Regions from separate parts of the Mus musculus genome. Here regions 1 and 2 are each linked to region 3. The links are chromatin loops, found by intact Hi-C in ENCODE. Cell type or tissue: heart. All regions are shown on one strand.

The links. A loop is a pair of places that touch in the nucleus more often than their neighbours do. Peaks named below come from ENCODE experiments on the same cell type or tissue, not always from the same donor. Only the 100,000 strongest peaks of a DNase experiment are listed, where the experiment ranks them.
Region 1: it touches region 3 in a loop (2.0-fold over the local background); 4 of 42 quality-filtered maps call a loop at or near these places.
Region 2: a loop joins it to region 3, with 4 times the contacts of the local background. A loop is called at or near these places in 8 of 42 quality-filtered maps.

Annotation. Positions count from the first base shown.
Region 1 is chr5:21,637,446-21,645,445 of GRCm38, forward strand. All of the region lies in intron 1 of Fbxl13 (F-box and leucine-rich repeat protein 13), which reads right to left. Among named protein-coding and RNA genes, the nearest start is that of Fbxl13, 4.2 kb to the right of the region's middle. In heart, CTCF peaks have their summits at 3,701 (motif pointing left) and 7,786 (motif pointing left); no DNase peak of the experiment used is centred here; H3K4me3 peaks cover 526 bases.
Region 2 is chr5:21,266,845-21,274,844 of GRCm38, forward strand. It overlaps Gsap (gamma-secretase activating protein), which reads left to right. Exons shown (of 31, transcript NM_175437.3): 20 at 3,058-3,186; 21 at 3,712-3,770; 22 at 4,373-4,404; 23 at 6,138-6,199. Among named protein-coding and RNA genes, the nearest start is that of Gsap, 85 kb to the left of the region's middle. In heart, a CTCF peak has its summit at 335; DNase peaks (open chromatin) are centred at 397, 2,767, 4,097 and 4,657.
Region 3 is chr5:21,322,241-21,330,240 of GRCm38, forward strand. Ccdc146 (coiled-coil domain containing 146) reads right to left here. Exons shown (of 19, transcript NM_029195.1): 5 at 504-561. Among named protein-coding and RNA genes, the nearest start is that of Fgl2, 46 kb to the right of the region's middle. RefSeq lists an enhancer at 6,914-8,000. In heart, a CTCF peak has its summit at 4,452 (motif pointing right); a DNase peak (open chromatin) is centred at 7,591; H3K4me3 peaks cover 661 bases; H3K27ac peaks cover 3,599 bases.

The sequences.
Region 1 (8,000 bases), 320 kb after region 3:
AGAACAATGTCGGCTGGCCAGACCACCCAGTGATCCCAAGGACTAGATCAACCAAGGAGGGGAGGGACCCATGGTTCCAGACACATATGTAGCAGAGGATGGCCTTGCCTGAGAGCAATAGGAGGGAAGGCCCTTTGTCCTGTGGAGGTTTGATGCCACAGTGTAGGGAGATGCTGTAGTGGTGGGGCTGGAGTGGGTGGGTGGATGAGGGAGCACCCTCATAGAGGCAAAGGGGAGGGGAAGAGGGCAGATGTGAAGGGGGTTTGTGGAGGGGTATCAGGGAAGAGTGATATCATTTGAGAAGTAAACAAATGGGATGATTAATTTAAAAAAAAAGAAAGACACCCTTGGTTCCTACCACAGCTGCAAGCTAGATTTTAAAAGGTGGCTATTACCAAAAACGCATCAATGGACTTAATAATAGCGCTAGATCCTTCCATACATCCGCTCCCTGAATGGCTCTGCTGAAAAAGGCCCTGTTGTCTCTGGCACTTTGTTGTGTGGGTCTACAGAGCCCAGAGGCTTCTACTTTCCCTACTCCTCAGCCCATGCCCTCCTTCAAAATCTGGTGTTTAGAAGGCATTTACTCTAGAAGTATTTGGATGGCAACCTGCTTTCTCGGGATGCTACTACCTAGGGCTTTGTATTTTTAGCAAGCTCCTTGAGAAATTCGCATGTACACAGCAGTCTGGGAGTTAGTGAGTTACTGGAGCTAAGTTTTATGGGAATTAAGAAATTTGGGGGATGGGGGTACAGGTGTGGTGGCATATACCTGTTCCATGCACTGGACTGGCAGAGGCAGGTATCTCTGTGAGTTCAAGACCAACCTGATCTACAGGGCTGTTACGCAGAGCAACCTGTCGAAAGAAAGAAAGAAAGAAAGAAAGAAAGAAAGAAAGAAAGAAAGAAAGAAAGAAAGAAAGGAGGGAGGGAGGGAGGGAGGGAGGGAGGGAGGGAGGGAGGGAGGGAGGGGTTGGAGTACTAGAAAGTGCATGTTGCCTTGTATTTCCAAGCTCTCCGGATCAAAAAGCTTCTTTGCCAAAACCTTACCTGCAAAAGCCTAGTTAAATTGAGATGAGTCTCCAAAATGACAAGATGGAGCTAGCAATATTGTAAAGTTTATTTTTCAAGGAAATATCACTGTTCATTTGATCCTAATGGACAAAATGACACAGCTTGCTGCTTGCTATACACATTGAGTGAACTGCACACAGCCAATGAGACAGGGTGAATAGGGAATAAACAAGCATTTTCTGTTGGCTTGCTTTGAAGTGCTAAGGATGGAACCCAGGGCCTTGGAGATGCTAAGCAAGGACCACAGAGCTAACTCCTCAATAGTTTCTTTCTGAGCAAAGAGAAGAGCAGGGGAGACCACTCAGCAGACAAAAGCGCCTGTTGTGTATAAAAGGGAGTTGCCTTGGTTCTTGATGCCTTGGGTGGGTTTCTACAGAATTGGATATGTAGAAAGCACATATCTATTTGGAAATGTTTTGTTCTTTTAAACAGACAATAGAATATATCTTTTAAGCAGACAATAGAACAAACAGTATAGATGTCTTAGATGTCTACACCTTTTGGAAAGAAGAGAAGAGAAGAGAAGAGAAGAGAAGAGAAGAGGAGAGGAGAGGAGGGGAGGGGAGGGGAGGGGAGGGGAGGGGAGGGGAGGGGAGGGGAGGGGAGGGGAGGGGAGGGGAGGGGAGGGGAGAAGAAGAGGGAGGAGAAGAGGGAGGAGAAGAGGGAGGAGAAGAGGGAGGAGAAGAGGGAGGAGAAGAGGGAGGAGAAGAGGGAGGAGAAGAGGGAGGAGAAGAGGGAGGAGAAGAGGGAGAAGAAGAGGGAGAAGAAGAGGGAGAAGAAGAGGGAGAAGAAGAGGGAGAAGAAGAGGGAGAAGAAGAGGGAGGAGAAGAGGGAGGAGAAGAGGGAGGAGAAGAGGGAGGAGAAGAGGGAGGAGAAGAGGGAGGAGAAGAGGGAGGAGAAGAGGGAGGAGAAGGAGAAGGAGAAAGGAAAGGAAAGGAAAGGAAAGGAAAGGAAAGGAAAGGAAAGGAAAGGAAAGGAAAGGAAAGGAAAGGAAAGGAAAGGAAAGGAAAGAAGAGGTTTCTTTAATAAGAAAAAGTGTCCTGTGAGAATCACAGTTCTAGAAATCTAAACACTGTTCAAAGCTTTTCCTGTTCCTTCCCCAAACCCCATGAAACAAGCCCAAGTGAGGTGGAGACGGAGCTAGCGCAGCACTGCTTTCTGGTGTGCTTTACTTGATATTTCAATAATGAACATTTGAAAGTAAATCAGCTATGTCTTGTCAAAATTTAAACAGATGGTACCACTTTTTAACTTTAATGGCTTTATATATGGAACATTCTTGAGCTTATTAAAGGCATCCAACTGGCTTGGCCATGTAGCAGCTACCTTGGGGAGTAGAAAACACCCCTTGGGACCAGCACTGGAGAGGGGAGTGTCTATTTGAGCCAGAGTCTGGCTGTGTTATCCAGGCTGGTCTGAATAACCAGACAGAGCAACCCTCCTGCCTCTCCCAAGTTGCTGGGACTACGGGAACAGTGCCTTGCTTAGCTCAGACTGGATGATTTACATCACAAGTGAGAAGCAGCAGCCACTGGGATGGATGTGAGAGACCAGAATACCTGACAGACTGCATCACCAATGGAGAAACAGATCATCCTATGTGGCTAATCCCTAGATAAAGTAACTCTTGGTGAAATAATGAGTTGGCAGCTTTCTATCTTCTGTGTTGGTTTCTCTTAGAACTACATCTGGGAACTGACTGGCTGGGCTGCAAAGTGTTGTCCCCCACACCCAAGAAACCATAAGCTTTACCCAAAGGTCCAGCAAAATAAGTTAGCAAAGCAGCCCTCCTCTCCCAACTCTGCAAACTGTCCCTTGCTACATACAAATTCCTGGTTCTCGTAACTATGGAAAATGTTTATACTGAGGCAGCCGTTACCATGCTCCCCAGGCTGGTCTTCAGGCTCAAGCAGTTTCCTTTTCTTTTTCTTTTTAAATTAATTTATTCTCTCATACATCCCAATCAAAGTTGCCCCTCCCTCCCTCTGCCCCAATCTCCTCCATCCCCATCCCCACCCCCACCCCCCATCCTCTTCTGTTTCCCTTCAGAAAATGTCAGCTTCCCAAGGTTTGATATCAACCAAACAAGGCATACCAAGTTGTGTAGGACACCACAAGAAAACCCACAGAATCAACAAAACTGGACTCATGGGGGTTCATTGAGACTGAACCAACAATCAGGGAGCCTGCATAGGTCTAATCTAGGCCTTCTGCATGTATGTTATATTTGTGTAGCTTGGTGGTTTTGTGGGACTCCTTATAGAAGGACCAAGGGCTGTTTCTGATGCTTTTGCCTGCCTTGGGGACCCTTTCCCTCCTACTGGGTTGCCTCATCCTGCCTTAATATGAGTGAAGGTGCCTAGCCGTATTGCAATTTCCTTTCTGAACCTCTTATATAGCTTGAAAGAAAGTGCAAATCACTGTGCCTCTTTTTTGCACCTCTGACAGATACCTGCCCTTAAAGCAAATAACCAATAACAGAATCTGTGTGACTTATAAATAAATGCATTTTCAAGTACAAATTGACAACTGAATCTTAAAATATAAGCAATATAGACTTCATATACATATATATGCATATATATGTATAATTCAAGTCATGATTTGTGACTGAAGCTCGCCCTCTGCTGGGAAGACCCAGCTTTGCACACTGCTATCATTTTCCTAGACATTAAACTGAAATCAACCTCACAGTTGGAAGTGTAGTTTCTTACTGATACAATTGCTAGGTTTCTTTGTTTAACAATTTTGTGGTCACTGAATCCATGAATACATAGCTCATCTTTGATCTCTCTGGAGCAGGCATGTGTGTTAGTAGGTAATGTACCCAGTTCTACCAAGTAGAAAGCTAGAGAAATACATATACACATCTATTTTTTTGATGTCCCCAAATCCTACCAACTGAGCATCATTGCATGGGCTCCTACTTTAATAATTTGTTTAAAAATATAAGTGCCTTTCAGAAATACCTCCAAAGGACAGAGAGTGAGATATTCACACAGGATGCACAGTGCCTGCATTCTGAGAGATGACTATACTGAATCAGAAGTAAGCATCAGTACTTATGTTTCCCATAATTCCTTGTGGGTACAGCCTTTTGGTGTTGCCATTACATATTTCTTTAGTCTGGAGTTTCTAAAACACATAGTTCTTGAACCATAAAATGATTTACATAGAGTAAACATTTCTTGCCCAGTTTTCTAAGTATCCAACCATTTACTTCATATATTTAAAATATAAAACAAACATGTAAAAATATCTAACTCTGAATTGAGGAGATAGCTCACTGGGTAAAGCACTTACCTCACAAACTTGAAGACCTGAGTTTGAATCCCCAGGACCCACATAATGCCAGGTTCAAGAGCACACACCTATAATCCCAGCAGCCCTGGGTTGGGGGATTAGAGACAGGAGGCTCCCTGAAACTCAAGGACTAACCAGTCTGGCATCAAAGAACAAAGAGACCCTCATACACATGAAACACATACCTCCAAAAATATTTTAAAATACTTAGTTCCAAGATCTTTTGAAAAGATGCTACAACTTTTTATGTTCATATCTTTTATGTAGGCAATATTCTTAGACGGCAAGAACATCTTATTAGATTCTAGTGATGGGGAAGGCTAGCTCGATGTAAGTGCAATCACATGATCTGAGAAAGAGACAGAGAAAGAGTATTTCCTGACAGAATAATATTACTTTTTTATTTTTATGCTTTTAACATTTATTTATTTGTAGATTGACAAACTCATTTATTTACTGTGTGTGCATGTGTGGAAGTCAGAGAACAACTTTCAGGAGAGTGACTTACTAAGGAGCCAGTCTTGATCACCGGCCTCTACGTGGGTGGACGCATCCTACATAGAGTAAGACACTGGAGAGTGGTCAAAATTCCATGGGAGGAAGACTCTTCCTCAGCGAACTGACAAAGCTCAGCTCTCATTCCCAGCTCTGGGTCTAAAATGAAGACTGGGTCCAGGCAGAGGATAGTCTGCCACTAGTAGAAAGAAAACCAGCCAGCTTTTGTGATCACTTGCTCAGTAACAAATATGTTTGGGTCTAGGGTGTTCATGAAGGAAGCTGGGAGCCAGCTGGCACAACTCTAAGAGAGATTCACAGGAAAAGGGGAGGACTCCTGCAGCACAGCAGAGCAGCAGCCAGCTTCATCCGCCTGGATCGAGCTCAGCTCTTCCCTCTAGAGTGAGGAAAGGGAGGACTTTCTCTGCTGAAGAATGCATTGTGGAGAATGTCTACTGTTCTCTTTTACTTGATAGCCAACAAAAAAAAATCACTCAGTGTGTAGAGGTAATTACTGGAAGAAAAGAAACAACAGACAACAGACCCAAAAATTATCCAGATGTTGAAGGAACCTGTGTTTCTTCTTGTTTTTGTTTTATTCAGGCTTACCAAGTGTCTTGAACTCAACATGTGGCCCAGCCTGGCCTCAAAGCAAGCCTCTTGTCCTAGCTCCCCAAGAACTGGGATTATAGACATGTGTGACCAGCTTTCCAGAGAGTGATTTTTACAAAACAATCATTAACATGTTTGAAAACAGGAGATTATAGCAAAATAGATGAAAAAGTATCTTTATAATTTTAATAAGTGGAATGCATTAAAAGGAATCAATGGGCATTCCAAGACTGAAAAATACATTATCTACAATTAAGATTTCACTTATTGTATTCAACAGATGGGATGAGATGTAACAAAAAGCAGAATTAGTAAAGTTAGCAATCCACTAAATAAGTCAATGAAAAATATCCAAAATATCATCCAGAAGACAAAAAAGAGGTAGCTGGACAAAAGCTAAAACAGAGGACAAGGGTAGAATTTTATTATATTCATGATTGGATTCCTATAATAGAAAAGAATTGGGTAAAAATAACAATAGATTTAAGTAATTGGTTCCAAAACCAATGAAAATTAAATATCAATCAGCAGATTCAATAAGCTTAGTAGATCAGGCAAGTGTTGTGGTTTTGGTTTGGTTTGGTTTGGTGTTGAGGTTTTATTTTGCTTATTTTTTGGTTGTGTTTTTTATTTTTGAGTCTTACCATCCCTATGCCTGGGCTCAAGCAAGCTTCAGCCTCAGTCTCCCTGGCAAGTAAGAGTTTACAAACCATTACAAACCACTGGCATGGGTAGGCTTTGGTTTGGGTTTTTCCTTTATCAGAGTGTACACAGGTTTGTAGGGAAACAGTGTTGTGGATGGACAACTAGGTTTACTTAGAACACACAGGCAATGTTCAGAAGAGGTCAAACATGCATAGATAACTGCAACAAGTACAAAGTACAGAGAGACCTGGCAGAATAGAAGTCACCTTAATGGTCTGAGGGAAAGTGAATGAGTGTGCCCAAAACCTGTCTTGCCCCTGCTGTTAATGTGTGAGCAGAGGTGACTGAAGGGATCATCTGGATAAAATCACGGGGAAAAGCCATCCTAAAAGGAAGTGTTGTGCCCAATTGCCCTGGAGGTTGAATGGCACTCTTCTCTCTCCCTTAGAACTCCCTCATTCGCCCCATTTCAGAACTCCCGCTGTATCACCACATAACATACACCGCGTAACATAACATACAGATAAATGGGAGTCACCAGTGATTTCTCAGCTCCCTGCCCCCAGGAGTACAAAACCTGGTTTTCAATACCATACTGTCCTCCCGAGGCAGGGCAGAATGAGGGGACTGGAGGGGACTGGAGGGGACTGGAGGCGGAGGTAGAGGAGGAAACCCTGCTCCTTCAGAACTGATCTACTTTCACTGCTCAGAAAGGACTTTAAGTCTGCGGGTAAGAACCTAATGGACTTCAACTGTGCTCACTTGAGGCTGGGTGCTGTATCTCCAGACACTTCAACCAAGGATGTCGAGGCCAGTAATTAGGCTCTGCTTACATAAGGTCAAAATGACACATTATCTTGAATTCCTGGCCTCCCCACTCCCAGAACTAAATGAAGCTGTTCATAAATGCACTATATGTTAGTTACTGAGAGAAAAAGAAACTTCGGTTTTTAATCTAACTTTGTTACAGACTATACTCTTTGGGTGATGTTAATAAAAGGGGAATGTTTATCCTTCTGGGACTCTGGGGTGGTACCCAAGGAGGGTTTTCCCTTCTCCTCTGATAGGGGGAAGGGGGTAGTGGGGGAGGGGCTTGTAAGGGACTGGGAGGGGAGGAGAGGGGTGGGCTGCAATCGGGAAGTAAGTGAATAAAGAAATTAAGAAAGAAAAAGAAAAGGGGTAGTAGTTTCTTGGCAACATTTAGAAATGTAACCTTGAAAGTCACAAGAAAAAATACTGATGTCAGCATTGTGAAGACAACACTTAAGGTCGACTCTCCCTTCAGAAGCCCGCAATTGTCTGACCAGGTGTGTTCTACTCTCTCTACTGGAGCACCTTTGTTCCTGCGTTTAATGAAGCCAGCTTTGCTTCATACAAGTTGGCCCCGAAATTCATTTCTTTGTTGAAACCAAGACCTCAGGTTTTGCTTGGTGGCGATCTCTAAAAAGGTGTGTTGTGAAGCTGTGTGTAGAGGCAGGTGACTCTTCTTCCCTCCTGCTAACAACGAGGCGGGGCGAAGCCTACACCCAGAACCCCTCAAGTCTTTTGTCTTCAAGTGGCTCACCACTCACTTCTTGCTCAAGACGCTCTTCCATAATAGAATTTAGTAGTTGACACTTGGAGATTCCAACCCAGGCCCTGTGCTCTTTGCGCCCCCTGCAGATTGTCACTTTCCCCCGTCCCCTTCCTTTGTCATCCCCACCTGGGCTTGGTTTTAGCCACCGGCACCCTTCGGTCTTCTCTAACCTACCCTTCTCTCTCTAGTTACCCTAAATTGACTTCAAGCTTCCCCATCCTGCTCCTTCTTAGCTCCAGTTCCGGGAATCTCCTTGCCTCTCCCAGTTTTTCCCCGCGCCCACTGTGTGAGAGGC
Region 2 (8,000 bases), 55 kb before region 3:
TCCTCCTCCTCCCCATCCTCCCTCATCTCCTCCTCCTCCCCATCCTCCCTCATCTCCACCTCCTCCCCATCCTCCCTCATCTCCACTTCCTCCCCATCCTCCCTCATCTCCTCCTCCTCCCCATCCTCCCTCATCTCCACCTCCTCCCCATCCTCCCTCCTCTCCACCTCCTCCCCATCCTCAGCCACTGCCCTCCCAACTCCACGTGGTTCTTTAAAACTCACTGACTGAATCGTCTCAGTGCTGCCAAATTGTTCATCTATTGGCCCATCCACAGCAATATGGGCAGCCTCACAGGGGCTGCATCCCTGGAGCAAACAGACTCCCTTGTCCAGCCACTAGGGATTGCTGATAGCGCTTATAAGCCCCTCCCTCCTCCATGCTGGGATCTGCTGACTTGGTCTTGTGCAAGTTCTGTGCACTCATTCACAGCTGCTATGAGGTCATGTGTGCACAGGCCCTGTCCTGTTTGGAAAACAGAGTTTACAGTAGTTCTCCACCCCCGCTTGCTCTTTCAGCCTTTCTGCCCACTCTTCTGGGATGACCCCTGAGTGGTGGGGGTGTATGTAGATGAGTTAGATGGCTGGGTTCACTGGTGAGTACTTTATCCCCTACTAGTATGTGTAGCACCTTCTGACACTATGGAAGCTGGCCAGTGCACACAGATGATTTGGTCAGCCAGTAGGAATTGACGTTTCCAGGTCTGCACTGGCTTGCTTTCTCCATGTTCTGGAGGGTAACCACTAACAAAGGCAACAGCGTCTGTTTTGAGGGGATATATGGGACCCTTTGAGCATAAGCTGTCTTAGTGCATCCTATTAAGACTGTCACCTCAGTAAGCAACAGCTGTCAGGCCAGATGTAGCTAGCCCTGGACAATTATTTATAAATATATTTATCTTGGTAAGACTGTATTATTAAAAACTGCTTGATCCCAGTGAGGCAGGAGAGTACAATGGAGAGAAGACCACTGTTGCCAAGGTGGACATAAAACAGGGCACACATGAGACAGCCTGTGCTACATAAATGGCCTCATAGACCAGGATATAAAGTCCCAGTGCTCCCTATAGCGTTTGCCATTGAGTTCCCGACTCTTCTCCCAGCTCTGGCTTGCTTCCTTCTCTCAGAAAACTGTTTCCACATCTGCGGCTGTCCATGAGCCCCGTTCAGCCTCTTGTTCTAGAACACAGGAAGCTGGAAATCCCAGGAAATCTCAGCACTCACCAGACCCGCATATCTACAGACATCACCATGATGGCGCTCACCAGACTCCCATATCTACAGACATCACCATGATGGCGCTCACCAGACCCCCATATCTACAGACATCACCATGATGGCGCTCACCAGACTCCCATATCTACAGACATCACCATGATGGCGCTCACCAGACCCCCATATCTACAGACATCACCATGATGGCGCTCACCAGACTCCCATATCTACAGACATCACCATGATGGCACTCACCAGACCCCCATATCTACAGACATCATGATGGCACTCACCAGACCCACATATCTACAGACATTACCATGATGGCACTCACCAGACCCCCATAGCTACAGACATCACCATGATGGCACTCACCAGACCCGCATATCTACAGACATCACCATGATGGCACTCACCAGACCCGCATATCTACAGACATCACCATGATGGCACTCACCAGACCCCCATAGCTACAGACATCATCATGATGGCACTCACCAGACCCACATATCTACAGACATCACCATGATGGCACTCACCAGACCCGCATATCTACAGACATCACCATGATGGCACTCACCAGACTCCCATATCTACAGATATCACCATGATGGCGCTCACCAGACCCGCATAGCTACAGACATCACCATGATGGCACTCACCAGACCCCCATAGCTACAGACATCACCATGATGGCACTCACCAGACCCCCATATCTACAGACATCACCATGATAGCGCTCACCAGACCCCCATATCTACAGACATCACCATGATGGCGCTCACCAGACCCGCATATCTACAGACATCACCATGATGGCACTCACCAGACCCCCATAGCTACAGACATCACCATGATGGCACTCACCAGACTCCCATATCTATAGACATCACCATGATGGCACTCACCAGACCCACATATCTACAGACATCACCATGATGGCACTCACCAGACCCCCATAGCTACAGACATCATCATGATGGCACTCACCAGACCCCCATATCTACAGACATCACCATGATGGCACTCACCAGACCCCCATATCTACAGACATCACCATGATGGCACTCACCAGACCCCCATATCTACAGACATCACCATGATGGCACTCACCAGATTCCCATAGCTACAGACATCACCATGATGGCACTCACCAGACCCGCATATCTACAGACATCACCATGATGGCACTCACCAGACCCGCATATCTACAGACATCACCATGATGGCACTCACCAGACTCCCATAGCTACAGACATCATCATGATATCCTTCAACATTAAATATACAGTAGTATAGAGTTTTATTATTTCAAAAGTGGTTATATTCTTCAGTCACTAATAATTCAAAGATTTAAAAGCCAACTAATTCTGTTTTTTGAGAGAATTTAACAATTATTGTGAAATGAGTTTATGTTATCATTTTGATTCCTGGGTTTTGGAAGTGAATAAGCCTAGAAGGGAAGCCAGCCTGTTCCAGTTGTTCTGAGTTACAAGTACATTTCTGACGGGACACAGTGTGGTGACACCACCCAGGCCAGGAGAATCGCTCTCCAGGGAGGAAATGGCTTCCTGCTGAGCCAACCAACTTGGAAGTCCTTAGTTTTGGGAAGTGAATTGTAGTTCTCTCTATTGTAAATGGGAAGAGAAAAGAGGAGAGGCTAGGCTCTCAATTTGCAACTTCTCGTGGGTGTCCCTGTTCTGTGAAAGATGGAGTTGCTCGGAAATGCCAACACCCAAGAGGCATGGAGTGAGGCATGTGGTCCCTGCTGCAGGACGGCAGACAGTGCCTGCTGTTCAAGTTAATGCTTTTTTTTTTTTTTTTTTTTTTTTTTTGTCTCCAGGTCTACGGCTTGAAGGGGTACTGGGCAAAGCTGAACTCCAACCTTGAGTACATTAAGTATACAAAACCTCACTTGCACTATCACAACAGCGTCGTGAGGAGGGAATGGCATAACCTGATCTCTGAAGAGGTGAGCACACAGCTAGCAGTGGAGGCTGGCCCATGGTGGCCACGCAGTCCTCTGTCACCACCCGCATCACCTCACTGACAACCCAGTGGGCAGGGAGGACTGCTCTATACTGTTTGTTCTTAGAGGAGGAAATTGGAGTAGGGGGAGGAAGGCAAATGTGGCTCATTTATAGTCGAAGAGCAATGAGTGTACACTGTAGTACGTAAATCTACACACATGGCAGAGTGGCATAGAACTAGACACATACTGTGCATATCCACTTCCTGATTTTGATATTGTAGTGCAGCTATATCAGATAGAAGCATTAATGGAGAGAGGATGAAGGGTCCAAGGGACCCCTGTACTACTGTTGCATAGAGTTCTTTGAGAATAAAGTTTAATTTAAAAAAATGTGCTCTCCTTAACATGGAAAATGATATTATTTTTAAACCCTTTAATAGATTGCTATTTGTTCTTGCTGTTAATAAAAAAAAGCTATCCAGGAAAATCTCACCTTCCATTATCCTGACGTGTTCTCACCCCTAGAGAACGGGCAAAAGGAGATCCACAATGTACGTGAGGAACATTCTTGAAAACGCAATGAAGTAAGTATGATCTGGCTATCATGGACCTGGCTGGCTGCCTGTGTGGTCAACTCTCAAGGAACTGCTGTCCTTGGCTTCCTGTAGACCACTGGGTGCTGGAGTGTCTAGAGGGAGACACTTCTATAGGCACACACCCTATAGAGGACCACTTATGATGGATAATGGTAAAGTCGGCTTTTATAAGTGAGTACTGGCAATGAAAGACATAGTAGTTTGATTTGCTTTAATTGTTGGTGGGCTGGGTTGGTGGAACTTGCTCTTATTTTGAAAGCATATTCTCTGGGTAGATGAGTCATCTCAGAGAACTAAAAGTGCAGGCCTCAGTCCGGCCTCTGTTCTGTTTTTAGCCTTCGTTATTTCCAATAACTGACAGCTGCAATTTTTCTAAATAATTGCTGTTGTTGGCTCTAAAGGGCTTTGAGATTCGTAATTGCTTAATGTTCCTTTCAGTACACTGATTAAAGTTTTTGAGTTTTCAGGTAGCCAGAGAATGGTTTCTGCATGGTTTTTGGGGCTTTAGAGGGGAAACATCTGCATGGTGCTGTGGCTTGAAGTTTTTAAAGTGATGCTTCTGTTGGAGATAACACAGAATTTCTTTGCAGGGTGATTGCTAGCATGGAAACGAGGACACTGGGTAAGAAAAGACCTGTGTTAAAGTCGGATCTCGGTCGCAACCTTGTTCTTCCTAACCAATGGGTTGGCAAGAAAATCATTCCCAGCAGTACAGTGGAGAGTAGTGGATGGCAACAGCTCTTAGTTCACCCTGTCAGGACGACCACATAGCTCTGTTACTGTCTGTCTTAGCACTGGGACCTCCAGGGTCAGCAGCCAAGTATGTTTTTGCTGAAGGAGTCTCTGGGTCTTCTCCTCTCACAGCTGATCTAATTAGCATGGCTGCTGGCTGTACCCACAGGGTATACTTGGCAGGAGCTGCTTTCTCTCCAGCTGTGCTCACACAAGTCTCTGATGGGCCTTCTATTTAGTTCCCATCAGGTCATACCCTGGGTGTGGTCCTAGGGGAGCAAAGATGGGCCATTGGATAAGCAGTATCGTTCAGTGGCGTGGACACCTCCTTAGAGTCTAGAGCTAGCTGTCACATGCCAACCATAAGCTAGCTGTCACATGCCAACATTGTCCTTGGGGCTAGCTTGAGGGGAGAGTATGGACAGAAGGAGCCATTAGAGAATATGTAGTCAGGGTCTAGTGTGTAGGGGACAAGAGGCCTAGGCCAGACCCCTCCCCTTCGTGGAGGATAGAGGGAGTCTCGGGAGGCCTTCCAAGGCCAGGATTAGCTAAATTAAGTCTTGACAGCAAGGAGGGTTTACTCTGTGATAACTGAGGGAGAACAGTGAATATACCCAGGTCCAGGCCTTTGTGATTATGCTTCATGAAGGCCAGTCTTCATTATGGAAACTGTTTTTATCTACTCCTGTTTTATGGGCTTGGATGTTTTTCATATGTGTGGGGACCCTAATGAAAATTTAATTTGGAAAGGGCATAACAGCATGCTCAGCAGCTGTATACACAGCCCAGTGAACCATGAAGGTGATTTATCTCCACGGGGAACTGGCCTCAGCCTGAAGAGGGTGTGTTTACCAGACCATCCTTGCCTGTAGGCAGGGACTATACCCTACCAGACAGGGTCATCTTCCTGCTGTGGCTGACAGTTGTGGGAGGTTTTCTTGCTGCCTAGGGGATGTTTCGAAGCTCTGTGTGGCGCTAGGCATCTCAGGGCTCGTTAAAACTTTTCCTTTCTGTCTTGTGCTTTGATTCCCATGAGGAATGTTGTCATTGCCTAAAACTGAACACTGCAAATTAAGGTTGTTAAATGCATATTCTGAGTTCTCCCATCCTAATCCACAGGGTTAATTAAACAGGGTGGAGAAAGTGTTTATCTTGAAGGGCCTTAGAGCACCCATGCCTTTTCAAGAGGAAGCATCAGCCTGTGGGTTCTGCCTTCCTACCTGCTCCGGGACCTTAGAGATTCTGAGAGAAGAACCCAGTGGGACAGTTGTTAGGGGAGCTCTGGGAAGCCCTGCCTGCTAGCCTGCCCCTTCTGTCTTGTTAGGGCAGGATCAGTCAGAGTGGGGAAAGTGACATTTGGTTTAACTGTTTGTCCTTTCAGTCTGATGACTTGTACCCATCAGCACTGTCTTCCCTAGCAGTTGACTGTCCACCAGCTCAGTCGCTTTCATGGCCACTCACTATGGGCTCAGGAGGTAGAAGGGAGCCACATAGCCATACCCCGAGGCCTGCCATCCCTACGGCTAGGCCCCTTGAGGTTTAAGGGGCTCAAGTCGAGAACTGGCTTGTATGGCTTTAGCCTACTTCCTGAACACAACCCTTCCCTTGACTGTTCAATTTCAGAGCCAAGATTAATACCATTCTTACAAGAGGAAGACCGGCACCAGAGGCTGCTCATGGGCTTGGTAAGTAGTCTGTGGGCTTCAGAGTGCTGCCAGGCAGTGGTCCTCAGAGACAGTAGGAAGGACAGCTTCATTCTGATGGTCTTTTCTGCTAACTATTCACCAATGGGTGCTGCCAGGACTGTTGGCCTGGGTATCCAGCAGCAAGCAGGCATCAGTCACAGGAATAAGCATGCAATTATAACCTGTAATAAAGAACACATGAGTGCTTACATTCTGCAGTTCCAGACACACGCCCCTGCTTGTAGCTTTTACATGGGTTCTTGGGACCTGACTTCAGGTCTTTAGACTTGCAGGACCTACTTTCACCCACTGAGCCATACCCATCTGGTTTTGTTTTTTGACTATCAAATTGACAACAATTTTGTCCTGAAGTTATGATATTAACAAGGTTCATACATCTGAAAACGTTCCAAGTATTTTGGTGGTATCTTGTGAACGTATGAGACCCAACCAGTTCCACTTCTGGGAACTGAATCTGACTGAAAAGTTGTGGCTGTAGCCAGCCCATTCCCCTCTATCCCCCTTTACAACGACATTCCTGAATGACAGGACACTATCCCAGTGGCTGACACTCATGCAGACTTGTCTGTCAGACCTGTGTGTGCACAGGCATGGACCTGTGGACCTGTGCATACGTGTGTGTAGGGCTATTAACAACGGTCAAAGAAACATGTGGGACAAAGAAAAAATATCAACTTTAGTACTTTTCACAAAATGCATCCAGTCATTAAAGCTAGTGTAAAAAGTTTCATGACACGTGGAAATTATTACATGGAAAGAAACAGTAGAACACAAATGCATACCCAAGTAAGGCGGGGCTAAGATGTTCACACAGGTGAGGAACTATTACATCCTTTAAGTTTATTTAATTTTATATTTTATTCTGACTATTTGTTTGAGACAAGAACCATGTCTCAAGTAGCCCCCTTGAGCTCACTGTGTCTGACAGGGACCTGACCCTGAGTTCCTGACCCTCCTGCCTTAGCCTCCCGTGTGTTAGCATTATATGAGGGTTGTGCCAGGCATTCATTTACAGTAACTTACAGGCATTACAGGAAAGTTAAAGAGCACAAAAGTACACAGGGTTTTATAGAAGAAAACTGTTTAAAAAGCCCAATGAACTATCTCCCTCAAGAGGCTGAACTGAAATACAGTGGCATTGTGTCTTGCTGCTGAGGTCACAGAGAACCCACTAAGGTGGAAGATTTATGCATTTATTGTGCTCCTGTACAGTTCTCAGCAGTTGTCACCACACAGAGGTCTCTTTGGCATTAAAAAAGAAAGAAAGAAAATGTCTTGCTGAGTAGGGCAAGAGAGGGCAGGAGTGGGAAGAAGGGGAAGGAAAAGGAAGGAAAGAAGACAGAGGGCAGGGAATGCCAGCCTCTGAGGGGAGGCTATGGCTCCGAGCAGATACAGAAGCCTGGAGACACAAGAATGAATATTCATTACCTTTGCCTGTGAGGTGGGTGGTGCTGTGCAGAGGGGAATCCCTATGCCCCTTCCCAAGCACAGTCTTTCCCTGGAGCGCAGGCTCCCCGTGGAGCATGTTCTCTATGCGGAGCACAGGCCCTCCGTTGAACGTATTAACTCTGTGGAACACAGTCTTTCTGTGGAGCACTGTCTTTCCGTGGAGCACAGTCTTTCCGTGGAGCACTGTCTTTCCCTGGAGCGCAGTCTTTCCGTGGAGCACAGTCTCCCTGTGGAGCACAGTCTTTCCCTGGAGCACAGGCTCTCTTTGGAGCATGTTCTCTGTGCGGAGCACAGGCCCTCCGTGGAACATATTAACTCCGTGGAACACAGT
Region 3 (8,000 bases):
TGTGTCTCTCCATGTATGTCTGCCTGCCTTGCTGTTTTGGGTCCACATAAGGTCTCAGCTACTGCTGCAGTGCCACGCCTGCCTGCCTGCCTTTTGCCACGAAAGCCTCTACTGACCCGTGTAATCATGGGCTCTAAATTATATACTTTCTTTTCCATGTTGCCTTGGTCATGGTGTGACAGTGATGTGTTGTCTTTATGAACCAGGTCTGAGAAGCTCAGGACATTCTGAGTGCAGTAACAACAGAAGAGATGTTCTTAAGTGACAGGCACAGAAACTTATTTTCTTCTAGAAACAAAGCAGGTACTGCTTTGTGACTAAGCACAGCCTAGTGTAGACACCAGCACAGAAAGCCTATAGCATGCCTGGCTTGGGCCTGCTCACAAGGATGTCCATCTTCCTCGTGGCATCTGGATTATTGGTGCTTCAAATGTCTCAGGGTGTGCTATTATTTTTAAAGGGATTTTTGAATACAGCTGAATTTAATAAACTCTAATACTTACTCCTGGCTTAGGTATCTTCTCAAATTCCTTTAATATGATACTCTTTTCTTCTGTTAAGCTGCCAAAAGAAAATACCATGTTTGACAAAATGTACCAAAGAGTAAGCTGTTTCTGTCCTGCGCCTTCCTGTTTTCTCTCTCAGAGGGTTCCCAGGCTGTCTCCTCACATCCTAGTGCCCTCTCTCTCAGAGGGTTCCCAGGCTGTCTCCTCACATCCTAGTGCTCTCTCTCTCAGAGGGTTCCCAGGCTGTCTCCTCACATCCTAGTGCCCTCTCTCTTAGAGGGTTCCCAGGCTGTCTCCTCACATCCTAGTGCCCTCTCTCTCAGAGGGTTCCCAGGCTGTCTCCTCACATCCTAGTGCCCTCTCTCTTAGAGGGTTCCCAGGCTGTCTCCTCACATCCTAGCCTCTCTCAGTGATGGCTCTGACGCTCCTTGGCCTTTAGGTGTTTCCTTCTGCCCACACTCCAGCAGCAACATATGTTCGTACCTAATACGCCAGCTCTCTGGGTATGTTATTATAAGTGTCCTGGATCATGGGCATCCCTGTGGATTAGGACTCCTCCCAGGCAGGCTCTGGACTTTTTCCTGTCTACATGTTTCTGCCTTGAATTACTACTGGGGCCTTCCAAAGGCTCTGCCTTGCCTGACTTCACCCTTGCCCCTGATATTCAACCCTCCGTCAGTTCAGTGATTTTTAGCAACATGAACAAGATCCCATCAATTTTCTGCTCAATAACATCTAGTCAAACCTGGACCAAGTTGAAACTCCACATCATCTGCCTCTCCAGTCTTGCTGCTTGACACATTTCCCTCTCGCCAACTTGGTCTTCCTGAATCTGTTCCAACCGCAGGCTCTCTGGCCTGCCCGATTCCTCTGCCTGGCTTACTCTGGATCATCCTCCTAACACAGTACTAACAATCCCCACCAGGCTTGTTTTATTCTTCCATGTGTGCTCCTCGCTGCCTGGTATTTTGTCATGTGTTAGCTCTGCAAGGACAGAGACTTTGCTCTTTTTACACTGCGCCACCATTGCTAGAAGATAGTTGGCACTTGATAATTAGTAGCAGGAATATAGCGGATGGTTCCAAGTTGGTTTGATTCCTATTTCCATTCTTTGAAATACATAATTTGTATACTAAATAAAGAGTCACACAGAGAAATAGAGCTGCTGGAAGAATGACCCATTGCTTCATGTTATTTACATCTGAGTTGGGAAAGTACCATGGACATCATGAAGGGAAGACCCTGCAGATGTTCACAGCTGTGAATAAGGGTCATCCCAAGAGCTCCCACATTTTACATGACATTTGTATTCCTCAGGAATGGTATTACAGAGAAGCACCACTGAGAGACATAGAGCATTGGAGCAGAAGAAACTAAGCAGAGGCTCTTGGAGCATGTGTGTTTAGTCCCTGTGACAAACACACTTTATATCTGTCATATCCTTCCCTCTTCCTGAGTACATAAGAAGGTTGCATTTTATAGCTTCCCTTGCATTTGGACTGGGGACAATGGAGGGTGATTGTCACCTGCCTTCCCAGCCACACTGAATGGAAACCACTTGGCAAGCACACAGGATGGGGGCTGTTTGACTTTCACTGAACTATGTCAGAACGAGAAACACACTTTTCCCTTCCCCACCCCCCTTTTTAAAGATAGGGCCACTCCCAACCAAAAAGCAAACACAGGCTGGTCCAAAGCCTCTGGCACCTATGTAGCAGAAGGCTGCCTTGCCTGACCTCAGTGGGAGAGGATGCACCTAATCCTGTGGAGACTTGATGCTCCAGGGGTGGGGGGATATCTAGGGAGGGCATCCCCTCAGAGGTGAAGAGGAGGGGGTGAGGGGAAGAACTCTTCAAGGGGGGACCAGGAGGGGGCCACAGTTGGGATATAAGTAAATAAAATAATTACATCATCATCATCATCATCACCATCATCATCAACATCATCATCATCATTATTATCATCAACATCATCATCATCATCATAACCCTAGCTGTTCTGGAACGTGTTACACAGACCAGGCTGGTCTTGAACTCGCAGAGACCCACCTGCCTCTGCCTTCTGAGTGCTGGGATTAAAGGCGTGCACTATCACACCAGGTCATAAATACACGTCACATTCCTCTACAGCCACAGTAAGATTTATGTACTATTGTTTCCCCGAGGCACTGGAGCCTAACCTTTCTATTCCCCTTTCTGTTTCCAAAGTTCCAGTGACAAGCAATGATTTCCAAGTCAGTATCTCCAGCCTTGGAACTTCTCTCAACTGGCAAGTTTTCACTTCTCAACTCTTGGTAGACAAAGCCAGACTTTTCCAGTTAGAGTCCCTTTGTTCCCCTCTGAAGCCTCACATTGTCTACCCCATCTCGTGTCCAAGTGCACAAGCCGGGGAGTTACTCTTGAGTCTTCTCCACTTCTTGCCTCTTTTGCGGTGTGAGAGCTTTTTGCTACTGTCCCATGGGCTTCTCAGGTTCTCTCTCTTTACTCTCTCTGTTTTCCAGACAGAGCATTTTCTATTTATCTTGGAGTCACTGACTTTTCTTACTTTCAATCTTCTGTTCACCCATCGGTTGATTGTTTAACTTTTCAGTTACTGTATTTCTCAGTTATAAAATCCCCACATGAACAACTTAGAAGTATTTGGCTGCATCTAAGACTGTGTTTTGGGGTTACTTTTGTAGTGAAAAACTGAATCAGCTGGAAATAAATGACATCGAGAGATGTTCTTCTTAAGATGCAGCTTCTGAGACTTTTGTTCCTCCGTTAGTCTTGATGTTTGGAGTTGTTTTTTGGTGTGTGCATGTAAAAGCTGCAGGGAGGTCTTTGTCACTTAACTCAGGAACCTCTAGCATGCAGGCTGACATCTGCTGTCTCTTAGGCAAGCTGAGCTCTCTTTGCCTGGTTCTTCATATGGGAAAACTGTTGAATGGTTATGTGATGGGATTCTAGGCTTTACTCAGAAACATGAAAACAGTTAATATTTTGGCTTTAGTAGACATGGTTCAGTTCAGGTCAGGTCAAAAGATCCAGCCAATGCTGCTGGCAACTATGGTTTTTAGACTGATTTAATTTTCAGCACCTTTGCATTGCTAGCTAGAGCTTTCCTGTTGGGACCTGGAGAGCTGACTGACCACTTAGCTAGTTCTCAAAGTTTCTGCGGGCTGTGTGGGATCAGATCTACAAATATGCAGCTTGAGGGTAAGCCAGGAAGTTCATGAGCAACTAGTTTATATCCATAAGCTTTGTCTAACCCCTCATCAGGAAGCTCAGAAGAGTTGGATTTTTCTCTGTTGATCTCTAGGGTAAACTTGGAGGGTTTTATCAGAATCTAAGCAGCCTGGGAGAATTAAAACACCCAAGTCTAGTTGGCTCTGACTTTCTGGGTGAAAGATGGAAAATAATTCCATCTAATACTGCCCTGCCTCTCCTTCAAAGGGCTAGAGTGGACAGGAAAAGCGCCATTAGACTCACTCAAGCTCTGATGCCTGATCACAGGGCTATCTGACGCTTCCCCTTCTCCAACGATTCCACCCCCTGCTGCAGTCTTATCATCGCAGCGCCTTCTCCATGCAATGCTGTGTCTGGTCAGCAAGAGAACACAGCCAGACTTAAAGCATCTAGAATCACTTAACTCTATGATGAGATTTGGGCTGGGTGGAGCATTGTGGTCATACTGAATCAAACCGATCCTACCAATTAGAAGATCCAGGAACAAGGAGCCACGGGTAGACACACATCTGTGCATCAGGTTTTATTCTAGCATATTTTCATTGGTAATGATGTACATTAATGATAGTTTCATGATGCCTGACACATGGAACCTAATATAAATGAGCACAGATTCAAGCTGACTTTTTTCAGTTTTGAGTATTTACCACTTGGTCCTTAGACTTATCTTTTCCCTTCACCTGCTACACAGCACTTTGGGCATGCTGCCACCAGGGGGTGTTTGAGTGCTGCCAGCCATTGCTGATGAAGGAAACAATGGTGGTAACTAACATGAACCCAAGATAAGGGCTTGCAGTCTTCTCTTTAAATAGATACAAAATGGCGTTTTCTTTGAACAAACAGAATGGTTAGTTATCTAGGACTGTGAAGGCTGGTTGTATTCCTATTAAGGAATTTCTCCTTTAAGAAACAGGGACTTTTATTTCCTTTAAAAGGTGCACTCTTCTATTCTCAAAGAATAACACTGTGTACCATGGTGGTCCTTTCATTCTTCCATGTATGCTTAGTAAAATTATATTAACTGCATATGCATGGTTGAGTGTATTTTTGTCGAAATTACATAATGTTTTCCTAGTTGCTAAACAGATTCCACAATTAGTAATTGAATAGTTATTCTCAGGGTTTTCTATTGGGAGGAGATACTATGATAAAATGATTCTAAGCATTATTTATCACACACCAGGCCTATCCTATGCAGGAATCTACACACATTTCTACGCTCCATAGTTTTGCCAGGTTGTGCAAAAACAAACAAAAAACAAAAAACAAAAAACAAAAAACAAAAACAAAAACCAGAGATAAGTACTTCCCCCCAGCACAGTTCTGGCTGTGACAGGTATGGGGACTCCAGAGTTGATGCCAGGCAACAGAATACAGGAATACAACCTGCTGAAAGACAACCAGCTTTTCAAAACTTCAGATGACGTTCAATTTTTAATTTTTTTAAAATTTTTTTATTACGTATTTTCCTCAATTACATTTCCAATGCTATCCCAAAAGTCCCCCATACCCCCCCCCACTCCCCTACCCACCCACTCCCACTTTTTGGCCCTGGCGTTCCCCTGTACTGGGGCATATAAAGTTTGCGTGTCCAATGGGCCTCTCTTTCCAGTGATGGCCGACTAGGCCATCTTTTGATACATATGCAGCTAGAGTCAAGAGCTCCGAGGGACGTTCAATTTTTTACATTTGTAAATAATGTCACAATGTTGACAGATTACATTTAACCTGTTTTACTTTTTTTTTTTTTTAGATTTTCATTTTCGCATGGCATTGCTGGGACAAGACTGGATTTTGTTATGGTAATACATGCCACATACTAGAGTGAGTACATGTTAACTCTTAGCCTCATATTCAAATAACCCTTGTTCTCTCCTAACTGAACAAACCTGCCTGAAGGCTACAATCACTAGTCACTGAAACTGAGAGAATCACCCAGACACCAGGACATTCCTGCACATGCCCAGCTTGAGGGTTGCTGCTCTCAGTCCATAGCATGCTGGAGGTCACTGATTACTGCCTTGCTTCCCCAACTGACCAAAGCTTGTCAGAAAATGTCAGAGTTAGACCAAGAAACAAGTTGTACCGACTGCCCAAATTTCAAGAACTACTGGAAACCAGGGAAACTCAAAAGGCAACAGGAAAGGGGAACGTTGGAGAGAATATTGGAACCTTTATCAGAGAAAGCTTTTAGAAAAATAACAACTTCCTTGGTTGCAAAATAAGCTCTCTGCAGTATGATTTAACTACTTATTTATCTATATTTAAGTATGATCCCTAAACTAAAACTGTGTAACACAGATTAATTATTAACTAATCAAAACAATTTACTAACCATTAGCATCTATTAAAAAGCTTAATCTGTGTGAAAACAGCTGTTGGGCCTGGTGGCCATGCCCTTAATTCACCTGGGAGGCAGAGGCAGAGGCAGAGGCAGAGGCAGAGGCAGAGGCAGAGGCAGAGGCAGAGGCAGAGGCAGAGGCAGAGGCAGAGGCAGAGGCAGAGGCAGAGGCAGAGGCAGAGGCAGAGGCAGAGGCAGAGGCAGAGGCAGAGGCAGAGGCAGAGGCAGAGGCAGAGGCAGAGGCAGAGGCAGAGGCAGAGGCAGAGGCAGAGGCAGACAGAGCTCTGTGTCTTTGAGGCTAGCCTGGTCTGGTTTTTGAGACCCTGTCTCAAAAAGTATAAGAAGAGGAAGGAGACAGAAGAAGAGGAAGAGATGGAACAGGAGGAGCCAGCAGTGGCAGCAGCCAGGAGGAGAGAAGCCAAAGTAAAAGTAACTTGATGTTGCTCTTGCCAGTCACCAGTGACTCAGACGTTCCTGAAGATGCTGGGGTAGAGGATGTTGGCCACTTGGGCTTGTATTATTTAGGCCCTGAATACAATGATAGTTTACTGTGCTGAACTGACCAACATCATCTGTATATTTGGATGAATAGCATTCTCTCATTGGCTTTGCTTATTTTTATCTATGGATGGAAATGCCTACTTTTTTTCCCCCGGGAGTGTTGAGTGGATTTATTTCTGTACCACATAATATCAAGTGTGTGAAGGCAACAGACAACAAACACAAAGCCCATTATTCTTCCCTGGAATTCCCTTTGCTAACAAAATTGTTTTTATGGAGATGAGCTTATTAATTCTGGAGATATTGATATTAGAGGATACAGGAGGTCTGCTCACTGTAAAGTGCCACATGCTTTTGTTCTCATCCATCGTAAGTGACAATACACCACCCTTCCCCTATCTTAAGGAGCTTGGTGAACAGTCTGCCTGTCTATACCTAAAAGTCAAGAAACCCTCCACCCCCACCCCAATTCTTTTTTCTTGGCAGGAATACTTGGAAATTTTAAACAATTTAAAAAACCAGCTGACTTATGTGTTCTGTACCCTTTCACAAAATGTCACGAATTCCTATTTGCAAGACTAATGAACAACCACCAATTGTTTTAATTTCATTATTTTCTTCAGCTGAAAGAGTGCTCACGGAAATAGCTGGTTTTCCCTTTATAGTTCTATCTGGAGAGTCCTAACAAATTTAGACTGAAAGACACATAGAAAAAAAAAAAGCCGCCTATTTTTCTTTTTCTTTCTGAATAGAATTCTGTTCATTAAACTGCTTCCTTTATCTATCTCTCAGTTGAAAAAAATAAGCCAGAAGGAAAAATCTCAAGGTCCGGGGGTTCGCATGGTTGCCTGGAAGCCACTCAGGCATTTGCTGTCTCCATGCAGGGCTGAGTTATGTTGTAGTGTCTGAATTCTACATACTGTTAAAAATAGCCAAAGCTCTCCACCTTAAATAGAAACAGACTCTAGGAGGGCAGGTTCAACTTTCTTCCCAGCACCCAGGCACAGCACTGGCACATCACAGCTCAAAATTCCAGTCACCATGCAGAGGTGCAAGCTGAACTTCCATGGAAGCAGGGGGTATTTGGGAAACAGGTTCACTCTCCCACTGGCACCTGCTTTGCTTCACTGAGTGAGTCCCCTCTAGGTCTGTATAAGCAAATGACTCTTCCATGAGGATGTCACTTTTCTTTAGTAAGAAGGGACAAAAGTTAACTTACAGGGTCCTGTGGCTGCTGTGTTAGAAGATAAAGTGAAGGGATGTGACCTGGGTGCCTAGCAACATGATGTCAGGAGCCACAGCTATCCAGGAGACAGGAAAAGAGAGGGACAAAAGAGGAAGGGCAGGAGAGCAAAGAGGCCGCTCTGTTCCTCCCTCCCCCCACCTCCCACCTCCCAGCAGTTTCCAAAGCTCCAAACATGGAAG